2 separate regions of the Homo sapiens genome follow, and region 1 is linked to region 2. Evidence: read pairs that join two places in POLR2A ChIA-PET (ENCODE). Cell type or tissue: PC-9. All regions are shown on one strand. Each heading gives the region's core, and the rest is flanking DNA. Links, peaks and the distances in the headings are about the cores only.

Region 1 (5,388 bases), core at 316-5,315, 300 kb after region 2:
ACCTTAGTTTTCCCAAGAGGAAAGAGTGTTTGTCTTTAGAGTAGTGACTGAGATGGCTTAAAGACAGTGCAGGCTAGAGGTGGGTAGGCACATAAACAACAAAAAAGCACTCACTCCCCTCTCCCCCTGGAGCAGGAGGAGGCTGAGAAGACCTGAATAAAAGAACACTGTCCTTTGTCAAGTTCTAGATAGTAGATTCTAACGACTTGCATTTTCTGGAACAACTCGAATTGTTTGCTCACTCATCCAGCATGAAACTGTCAATATACACAAATAGATTTACTTTTAGAAATGTGCTTGCATTTAAATAGAAAGCCATTATGTCCTTGCATGTCTCATTGAAAGCGTTCTCTATGATAAATTGGATTTATTTCTATCTCTTCAGAATCCTGGAGTTTGTCAGCTCTGGTATCTAAAATTAAAATGGTCTGCAGATTTTAAAATCAATTCTGTTTTGGGAGAAAGTTTCTTCTTTTCTACTTATAATCACAGTTTAAAAAAATGGAAGTTTATTTATTTATTTTTTTCCTGTTTTTTTTTCCCCCAGGCAAAATACAAAGGCACCATTAAAGCTGACCTTTCTAATTCTCTTTATAAGCGGATGCCAGCCACAATTGACAGTGTTTTTGCAGGAGAAGTTACACAGCTCCAGAGTGAGGTAGGGTTTTTCTAAAGTGTTTCATGATTTTGTAGATAAAACATATAACTGGAAAAAAGCTACTTAGCGTTTTAATAAAACGTTTTCATCATGGGTGTTAAATACCAAATGAAAGTTGAAAGCAACTGATTAATGTGCTGTCAGTAGTTGCTGTTGAAATTGCAGAAAATGAAAAGGACACGCAGGTTTATGTCAGTCACATGGTACTGTTTTCTGAGTCCCATTCAATGCAATTTATAGAGCAAATCTTAATCTCATTTAGACAGCTTACATGGATGAAATTCTTATAGTAAATATTAAACTGTTCTCTAATTTGATATATGATCCCTAAGTAGAGAATATTTGAATAGCTTGTTAAAAGCCACATAAAGAGATAATGGGGCTGGACACTCTGGCTCAGGCCTGTAATCCCAGTACTTCAGGAGGCCAAGGTGGGCAGAATGCTTGAGCTCAGGAGTTGAAGACAAGCCTGGGCAACATGGCAAAAGCTGGTCTCTACCAAAAATACAAAAATTAGCCGTTTGTTGGCATGCACCTGTGGTGCCAGCTACTCAGGAGGCTGAGGTGGGAGGATTGCTTGAGCCTGGGAAGTTGAGGCTGCAGCGAACCAAGATCATGCCACTGCACTCCAACTAGAGCAACAGAGTGAGCCTCTGTCTCAAAAAAAAAAAAAAAAAAAAAAAAAGGTTGAATTCAGGATCCACAGATCTGCTTCATCAATTAGACAAGTGTTTCCTGAATTTCCTTTTCTGTAGATTGTGTTTTTCCTTTAGGATATCTCAGGCTACCAAAAATAGCCCCCATCAGGTGGAAGTTACTATTTGGTGATTGCCAGTTGCAGAGGAACTTAAGAATTGTCATCAGGTAAACTCATTTTGAATCCAGAAGGGTTTAGGAGTAATTTTCTCTTTGTAGCATATCAACACATAAGGCATTCTTAATCTATTGCATTTCCTAAAACAGACTTTCTAAATGGAATGTTTCACCTCTTTCTGGTTCATCTTAATGTTGTGTTTTCTTCACAGAACAATCAAATTTGGGGAGGTTATTTTGTTAATCTATTCTTTAGCTCTCTCAGCTACGTGAGAGCAGGGACCTCATCTGTCTCGTTCCTTGCTCTGGTCTTGTGCTCGGAAGAGTTCCTGGCACATAGAGAGTGCTCAGTAAAAACTTGTAAAATGGATTTTGTGGAATTTTAAAATTTTCTTTCTAAGGATATGCTTCCTTTTACATAGTTTGTATTCTTCATTTCACATTTTAGGTTAATAATAGTAAACACACAGAAGTTGTTCTATGCATTTCACGTGTATTTATCCCAGTCAGTCCTCAAAACAACCCAATGAGCTGTCCCCAGATTAGAGTTGTGGAGACCGAAGCACTGAGAGGTTAAGTCAGTTGGCCAAGGTGGCACAGCCAGTAAATGGCAGCGCCGGCACATGAATATGGGCAGTCTGGCCCCAGAGTCTAGGTTTTTAACCACACACTATGCTATATTTTTCCTACCATTTCTAACCCTCTTTTTCTTGTTAAGCAAGCAGTTTACTTCTTTCCCCAGAATTTCTTTTTTTAAGATGGAGTCTTGCTTGGTCACCCAGGCTGGAATGCAGTGGCTTGATCTCAGCTCACTGCAACCTCTGCCTCCCGGGTTCAAGTTATTCTCATGCCTCAGCCTCCTGAGTAGCTGGCATTACAGGCGCACACCACCACACCCAGCTAATTTTTGTATTTTTTTTTTTAGTAGAGACGGGGTCTCGCCATGTTGGCCAGGCTGGTCTTGAACTCCTGACCTCAGGCGATCTGCCCACCTCAGACTCCCAAAGTGCAGGGATTACAGGTGTGAGCCATTGCGCCCTACCTTTCCCCAGAATCTTTTTAAGTAGAGATACCTAGATAATCTTATTAAAAAAAATTTTTTTTAAGTTCTGGGGTACATGTGCAGGATGCGCAGATTTGTTACATAGGTAAACGTGTGCCATGGTGATTTGCTGCACCTATTTAATATGAACCCGTCCCCTAGGTATTAAGCCCAGCATGCATTAGCTATTTTTAAGTAGTCTGAAAATACATTACTCTTGAAAAATGCTGAGCATAGTTATTCTTTGCAGAACACCTTTAAGTGTTTCACTATTACACATTTAAATGTCCACTGTGTACCTGACTTGGCAGTAAACTAATCTCGGTTATGCAACATGCAGCTTAAAATATATGATGTCAACGTTCTGCATGGGTGACTGTGACTAATATGCCCTTTATTTTTCCTGCCAATATCTGGCCACCTAAGCACTTGCTGATAATGTGGGTCACTTTAAAAAGCAGATAATTACAACCCAACACTTGATATGTGACAAGCAACAATTAAGCAATAACGAAAGAAAAGGAAAACAATCTATTATTGCTTTTATACTTCCTTGGGAAGGTAACTTTTCCGATGTTTCCATCCTCATTTCTTTGAAAGCACACAACAGCTCTCAACTTCTTATAGCATAAATAGGGCTGTAATACACAAATCCCTGCAACATAGAACTTAACATGAAAAATAATCCAGGTTGTATATTTTGGAATCTATCATTTGTTTTGTCAGAATAGGTTCCCACTGACATTGTTAGCATGTTATCCTATACTGAAATAGACACCACTGGGAAAGGTGCATATGTACTCACAATTAGCATTGATTTCCATTGTTGTAATTAGTCACTGAACTTATTAATAAAGAAAAACCTAGACTTTGAATAAGGCGGCTACTTCAAAGATTTATGTAACTGTCATAACATTTCTTTAGATTTACGTACATCGATTTTATTATTGTTAAAATTGTGATTCTTAGAGTTTACCTAATAAGCGGGGCAAGAAAGTAGAAGAACTATTTGACAGTATCTATGATAATTAAAGGACTAACATTTACAGTGTCCAAATAGTATCAGATTTGTGATGTCCTAACTCGGAGTATTGGATGAATTCAGAAATTTAATGACATTCTGGGTTCTAATGAAAAGTCTCTTTAACTTTTGACAAATTATTAAAACAAACTTATCTTAAAGTCAATTTGCAAACACTCTCAGATGCTTAAATTCAAACTAGAATGATAAAGTTAGCTAGATGAACACTTACAGAAAATGCCTGAAAGGAAGAAATGCCAGAAAAAGAGAGAGAGATGTAGAGTTTTTAGGAGGCCATTTTATTAGCTATCCCCTGTTAACAATTTTATAAGCACAGATTACAAAGAAAGCTTCTGAAAATGAACTGGACCATGCCATGAGGTGGCGAGATCCTTCTCATTAGGGCTGTTTCAGGCAAAGGCTAAATAATGCCTTATCATAGAAGCAATTCACGCTACTCAGGCATTGGAACTGCAGCTTAATGAGAGTCTATGTTTCATCCACGGTGGTCACAGGATTCTGTTTCAGAAGTCCAGAGGTGTCTATGCTATGGGGTTAACAGCACATTTACCTGTGTCATATAAAATATAATGTAAGTTATGTTATTATTCTGATCGTCTTTGTAGCATCTTATGCTATGTTGTTAGACACTATAAATAACCATCAAGTAGAATTAAGGTGCCAGATAAATCATACTTTTCAGAGGCAAAGCCATTATTTTAATTTGCATACTTGACCTCCTTGGCCAGTAAACTTTAATTTAGAGATCTATGAATTTTCTGAAAGCGAGGGCAGGGAGAAGCTTCAGGGCATCTGTGAAACCCCCAATTTCAATGCCACATTTGGCCAGATGCTGTGGCTCGTGCCTGTAATCCCAGAACTTTGGAAGGCCGAGGTGGGCAGATCTCTTGAGCCCGGGAGTTGAAGACCAGCCTGGGCAACATAGTGAGACTCCATCTCTAAAATAAATGAATAAATAAGTAAATGCCAAAAAAATCTATAAGTGAAACATAAATGTACATTTTATCTGTATACATATGAAATATAAAATATGCTGTAAGATCAAAAATATAGAATAAATGTATTTATCACTTATATAAACAAAGTGTATATGACTATTGCAAGTGGACTCCTGTCTCCAGGTTCCTAGTAACATGGCAATCTCAGTTCTCAAAGTATGAAGAAAACAGCATTAATCTAGGGAAATACCATACAATAATGACAAATCCTAAGAAATCAAATTTATCGGCAAATTTATTAGCTTGACATAATTTTCCATTAGCTATTTTAAGGAAGAAAATGAATATGATAAATTAAAGTTCAGCTCCCTCTAATTTGATGTAATCTTAATTCTAAAGTGGTACTTAGTAGCGGCTGTAAATGAAATGACGATGTTAATGCTGCAAGTAGAAAATTACATAGCCTTTTTAAGAAAGAGTGCCTTTTAAAATTGTGCTTGCTGACTCATCATTTCTGTGATAACCCACAAAATGATCAGCTGCATTGGTTACATTTATAAAGTCACAAGTATATGTTAGTAGGTCTAAAGTACAAAATAAACCAGGCAACCATGAAAAAGGAAATAGGCATATACTAGTTCTTTTCATTTAAGAAGAAGGAGCAAATCTCATAGAAGTTTTTCCTTAGCTTTGTAGACTTGGGTACCCATGAAACTCCTCCTCTCCCTACCTCTGAGTTAAAACACGGAATGTAATAGAACTGAGATAATGGACTTTCTCCACCTGAATGGAGGTTCTTAAAGGGTTTCCTGCTTAACATAATTAATTGGTGAAAATTGTAAAGATACAGTCACCAGAGGGAGATATCTTGATGGAGTATGTTGGTGGACAGACT
Region 2 (5,388 bases), core at 173-5,172:
GGTGACAGATCTGACCTTAGTAATAACAATAATAATAATAATAATAAATAATAATAGTAATAATAATGATAATAATAAATTCAAAAAGCCAAGATTTGCCCTCAAAAGAAATTATTTTACCAGATGCTAGCTGATCGGGTTCGACAAAACGTCATCCCCGTGGGGGAAAGAGAAATACCCAATTTCAGGCTTCCCCCAAAAAACTTCTCTTCCTGTCTTACCTAGGAGAGTGTATTAGTCCATTCTCATGCCGTTATGAAGAAATATCTGAGACTGGGCAATTTATAAAGGGAAGAGATTTAATTGACTCATAGTTCTGCACAGCTGGGGAGGCCTCAGGAAACTTATAATCATGGTGGAAGGCACCTCTTCACAGGGCACTTTGGTAAACATCCTTTCAGACGTGTGCATGTGTGTATGTATGTATGTATATATACATAGGTACGTACTTGCATCTATGTAAAAGAGGAAGAGTGTTAGGAATAAATAAAGGTAGAATAAAAACTTATTACATATACATATGTATACACACACACACACACACACACACACACACACACACACACATACAGAGTTGGCCCTCTGTATCTGTGGGTTCTGAATCTGTAGATTCAACCAACCAAAGATGAAAAATATTCAGAAAAAAAGCACATTCCTACTGAACATGTACAGGCTTTTTTTTCCCTTGTCATTATTCTCCAATCAATACAGCATAACAACTATTTACGTGGCTTTTACGTTTTATTACCTATATATTGCCTAGAGATGATTTAAAGCAGGGGTGTCCAATCCTTTGACTTCCCTGGGCCACAATGGAAGAAGAAGAATTGTCTTGGGCCTCACATGAAATACACTAACGCTAACGATAGCTGATGAACTAAAAAAAAAAAAAAAGTCGCAAACAATTCTCATAATGTTTTAAGAAAGTTTATGAATTTGTGTTGGGCCACATTCTAAGCCATCTTGGGCTGCATGTGACATGTAGGCCATGGGTTGGACAAGCTTGATTTAAAGAATACAGGAGGATGTGTGTAGGTTATATGCAAATACTACACCATTTTATATCACAGACTGGAGCATCTCAGATTTTGGTGTCTGCAGGGAGTCCTGGAACAAATCCTTCGTGGATACCAAAGGCAACTGTATACACACGTATACACCCTCATGACCTAGTCCCCTCCCTAGGGTCCCACTTCCGAATACCATTATCTTAGGGGTTAGGACTTCAACGCATATATTTAATGGTGGGGGGGAATGTGTGTGTGTGTGTGTGTGTGTGTGTGTGTGTGTGTGTGTGTTTGTATATATAAAAATTTTTTAAAAAGGGATGGTTATGTATGTTCTCTCTGATTTCACATTTAATACATCTGTAACAGCTTTCTATGCATAAAAACACATTTTTTAAAGTTTTAAGTGTGCCTTAGTATCACCTGAAGTCTTAAAATTTAAAACTCACTTTTGGCTTTGATGTTTTATGAAGTGATGGGAAATTAGAGAGGTACAAATGGAAATGAAACCAAACAATCTTCTCATTGGGAATGGAAGCCCCAATAGCACACATCTCTGATGACTTTAGTGAGCTTCTCTGGAATTCAAGCAGCAGCAGGAATATAACTGAAATCCCTGTTCTCAGTCAAAATAGTCTACTAAAGGCAGACATGAGGATTTCCCAAATAGCAAAATCGATTGCATAAACTACTAGAATTTTATGAAGGCAATGCATGAGCCACAGGGTCTGAGGAAAAGGGGGCAGAAAGAGGTAGGGCGCAGTGGGTCACGCCTGTAATCCCAACACTTTGGGAGGCTGAGGCGAGGTGGATCAACTGAGGTCAGGAGTTCGAGACCAGCCTGGCCAACATGGCGAAACCCCGTCTCTACTAAAAATACAAAAATTAGCCAGGTGTGGTGGCATGCCTGTAATCCCAGCTACTCGGGAGGCTGAGGCAGGAGAATCACTTGAACCTGGGAGATGGAGGGTTGTGGTGAGCTGAGATCATGCCACTGCACTCCAACCTGGGCGACAGAGCTAGACTCTATGTCAAAAAAAAAAAAAAAAAAAAAAAAAAAAGGAAAGAAAATGGAACCGAAAGAGAAGTCGAAATTCTGTGTGCTTAGCTTGGTGGTGACCTCTCTCCATACAGAGGTGAGTTTTGAGAAGCCACATCCTCCTCTACTCCCTGACCCCCAGGAGTTCCAGAAATGGAAAAGACCTGGATTATTTCCCATCCACCTTTGCCCAGCAGGTCTCTGCAGTCTCTGGGAACGGTGACCTTTTCATGCCCTTTCACTCTTGTAAGGAGCCAGAACAAGGGCTGTAGCTTGGGTGTTACCAGCCGGCTGCATTCTTTAAAATGTGAACAAAACAAAACAGAAGCCACACCCTAAAATTTGTCCTGAGGACTGGTCATTACTTTCTCTTGGTTCCTTTTTTCTCTAATGGAGCAAGAGACATACCATTATGGGAAGGGCCACCATCTTTAATGGTTGTTGAATCAGATGGAGGCTGATCAGGGGAGACATGGGGCCAGGATGGGAGAAGGTAAGATAGCAATCTTCAAAACAAAGCCCTCATGCTTTACAGAAGAGTTGACTTGTTAAAATAATGTTTATTGTAGAAAATTTGGAAAACACAGGAAAATACAAAAGAACTGTATGTAATCCCACCTCTGTTAACAGTCTCGGGTACACCAGGCCAATGTTTTCTATACACATTCAGTTATATAAAATTAACAAAAAATGATATCATCACGAACAAATGTTTTTATAACCTTTTTCGCTTAACAAAGTATCAGAAACATCTTCTTATGTCATAAAATTCTATTTAACATTATGTTTTACCTTTTCACTTTAATTTTTAAGAGGCACTCTGTTCCAACATGACATCTCTGTTTTGTTTTATTTGAGCTTTGATACCTATTTTTATTGGATGAAGTTCCCCTAGCAGCAGCAGCAGCAGGGGATCAGGTTTCCTTTTCATATAATGAAGGCTCTTTTCTCCATCCATCGCCATGAAGCCAGGTTCATTCATTTCACTTAATTAATATTACTCATGCTGAAGGACACTTGGTTGTTCTGATGTCTACTGCTGATGAGCACATTGTGTACCGTGCACTTTTGTACAATATTGGTAGAAGAGCAGGCTCCATGCTTGTTTGATGAGTCATTATCCTGAAGGGAAAACCACTTTCCAGATCTTTCAGTGAAATCTCAGCCCCTTTACTGAGCAACCAGCAATGGGTTAGCATGGGTTACTTCTGTTGTTGATTGCCACAGGACATTTTTGTTGCATTATCTGAGACAAGAAAACACCTTTGGACAAGCTTGCACCCATATTTCACTGGAAAATGATCAGAGAAATAGGAAAACAAAAGTAATAGTCACGTGGACTACTAGCTTAGTTTTCATTTGGGCCAGGCTTCCCTTTTTCACTCATTAAAAGCTTGGCCTGTGTATTAGTTTTCACACCACTGATGAAGACATACCTAAGACTGGGAAATTTTCAAAAGAAAGAGGTTTAACGGACTTCACAGTTCCAAGTGGCAGGGGAGGCCTCACAATCATGGTGGAAGGTGGAAGGTGAAAGGCAGGTCTCACATGGCGGCAGAAAAGAGAAGAGAGCTTGTGCAAAGAAACTCCCCTTAATAAAACCATCAGATCTCGTGAGACTTATTCACTATCACGAGAATAGCATGGGAAAGACCCTCCCCCATGATTCAATTACCTTTCACTGGGTCCTTCCCACAACACATGGGAATTGTGGGAGCTATGATTCAAGATGAGATTTGGGTGGCGACACAGCCAAACCATATCACCCTGCAACTATGTCCTCCTTATGTCCGGCCTGCAAGTGGGGCCTCATTCCCAGGAGCTTAAGCCATTTGCACTGAGCTTAAATGCAGAGTTAGTTGACCACAAGTAGACTAAGCAACTGAATTAATTTGTTAATATAAAACAAAACATTCTACTTTTGTAAATGATGTGGATGGCATTTGTCTTTGAGACTGCCCTGCTGATTTTTTCCAGACTCTTGGTTTTTGTTCACTTCTGGGCTCAGAAAACCCTGCAGCCTCCCTGAATTCATGGGGCCCTTTCCTTGTTTTCTCTTCTGTTTGCCCTGTTAAGTTTGCTGAGAGGTCCCTGCATCTGTGCTCTTTCTGGTGGTGTCCAGACGCCCTCTTGTCCTGTGGTTGCGGCTCTCCCCTCTTCCAACCCTGTCTATTTGTCCTCACGCCTTTCTTTCCTTCCCTTCTTCACTTTATTTCTTCCTTCCCCATCTTCCTCCCTCTCTGCCCTCTTCTTGTCTCTCTCTCATGGTGACTCATTCATTCATCTCTGCTATTTCTCTCTCGTTCATGCTGCTGGGCAGAGATCTGGGAACAGAGAGGGAGGTGAGTGTATCAGCGGTTTTCATGTCAGCAGAATTTGGTGGTGTCCCTGCTTGGGGGGCCCCTAGTGTGATTACTCCTGCCTGGAACCCTTCAGAGTAAGCAGATGCAAATCCTGCCCAGTTCTTTGACCCTGGCCCTGTTCATGCCACCTGCTTTCTGTCTTAGGGTGAATGAATATTATGCTGTCCAATGGGCCATCGGTGGCTCTGAAGCACTTGCAATGTGGCTAGTCCAATTTGAGAGGCGCTATAAATATAAAGTGGGTACTGCATTTTGAAGCATTAGTATGAGAAAGCCAATGTAAATGATCTCATTAACTTTTAAAATACTGATCACATATTGAAATAATATTTTGGATACATTGGGTTAAATAAAATATATTGCTAAAATATCATCACTTGTTTCTTATTACTTTTTAAAATATAGCTACCAGAAAATTTAAAATTACACATGTGGCTCACATTTGCGGCTCTCATTATATTTCTGTTGGACAACACATGTGTGGATCTTTGGACTATTCCTCAGAACTTGCAGTTTTCTAGTTGCTAAGTCTCAGAGCTTTCTTCTGAGGACATCATGGCTTTCTTCTTTTTATTTACTTTTACTTCTTGGAAATGGGAATATTTGTCTTAAAGACAAGAATATACGCACTTCTACTAATTTATCTTAAAATTATATATTTTTTCTTTTTAGAGATAAGGTCTGTTTCTGTTGTCCAGGCTGGAGTGCAGTGGCACGATAATACCTCATTGCAGCCTAGAACTCCTGGATTCAAACGATCCTCCTTCCGTAGCCTCCTGAGTAGCTGGGACTACAGGCACACACCGCCACACCTAGTTAGTTATTATTATTTTTTTTGGTAGAGACAGGGCCTTGCTTTGTTGCCCAGGCTGGTCTCAAATTCCTGGCCTTCTTTGATCCTCTGGCCTCAGCTTTCTAAAGTGCTGGGATTACAGGTGTGAGCCACCGTGCCCAACCCTAAAATGAATTTTTAAAAGGA

What was found. Peaks named below come from ENCODE experiments on the same cell type or tissue, not always from the same donor. Only the 100,000 strongest peaks of a DNase experiment are listed, where the experiment ranks them.
Region 1: POLR2A ChIA-PET joins it to region 2 with 5 read pairs; 1 of 35 experiments calls an interaction of 5 or more read pairs at or near these places.

Annotation. Positions count from the first base shown.
Region 1 is chr10:20,883,367-20,888,754 of GRCh38, reverse strand. It overlaps NEBL (nebulette), which reads left to right. Exons shown (of 28, transcript NM_006393.3): 4 at 548-658. It overlaps LOC102725112 (a long non-coding RNA gene), which reads right to left. Exons shown (of 6, transcript XR_007062082.1): 6 at 3,813-4,105. Among named protein-coding and RNA genes, the nearest start is that of NEBL, 11 kb to the left of the region's middle. In PC-9, for the core only: no CTCF peak of the experiment used is centred there; a DNase peak (open chromatin) is centred at 2,844.
Region 2 is chr10:21,182,168-21,187,555 of GRCh38, reverse strand. It overlaps a transcript of NEBL not described here. Among named protein-coding and RNA genes, the nearest start is that of NEBL-AS1, 11 kb to the right of the region's middle. RefSeq lists a silencer at 2,242-2,536. In PC-9, for the core only: no CTCF peak of the experiment used is centred there; a DNase peak (open chromatin) is centred at 3,165.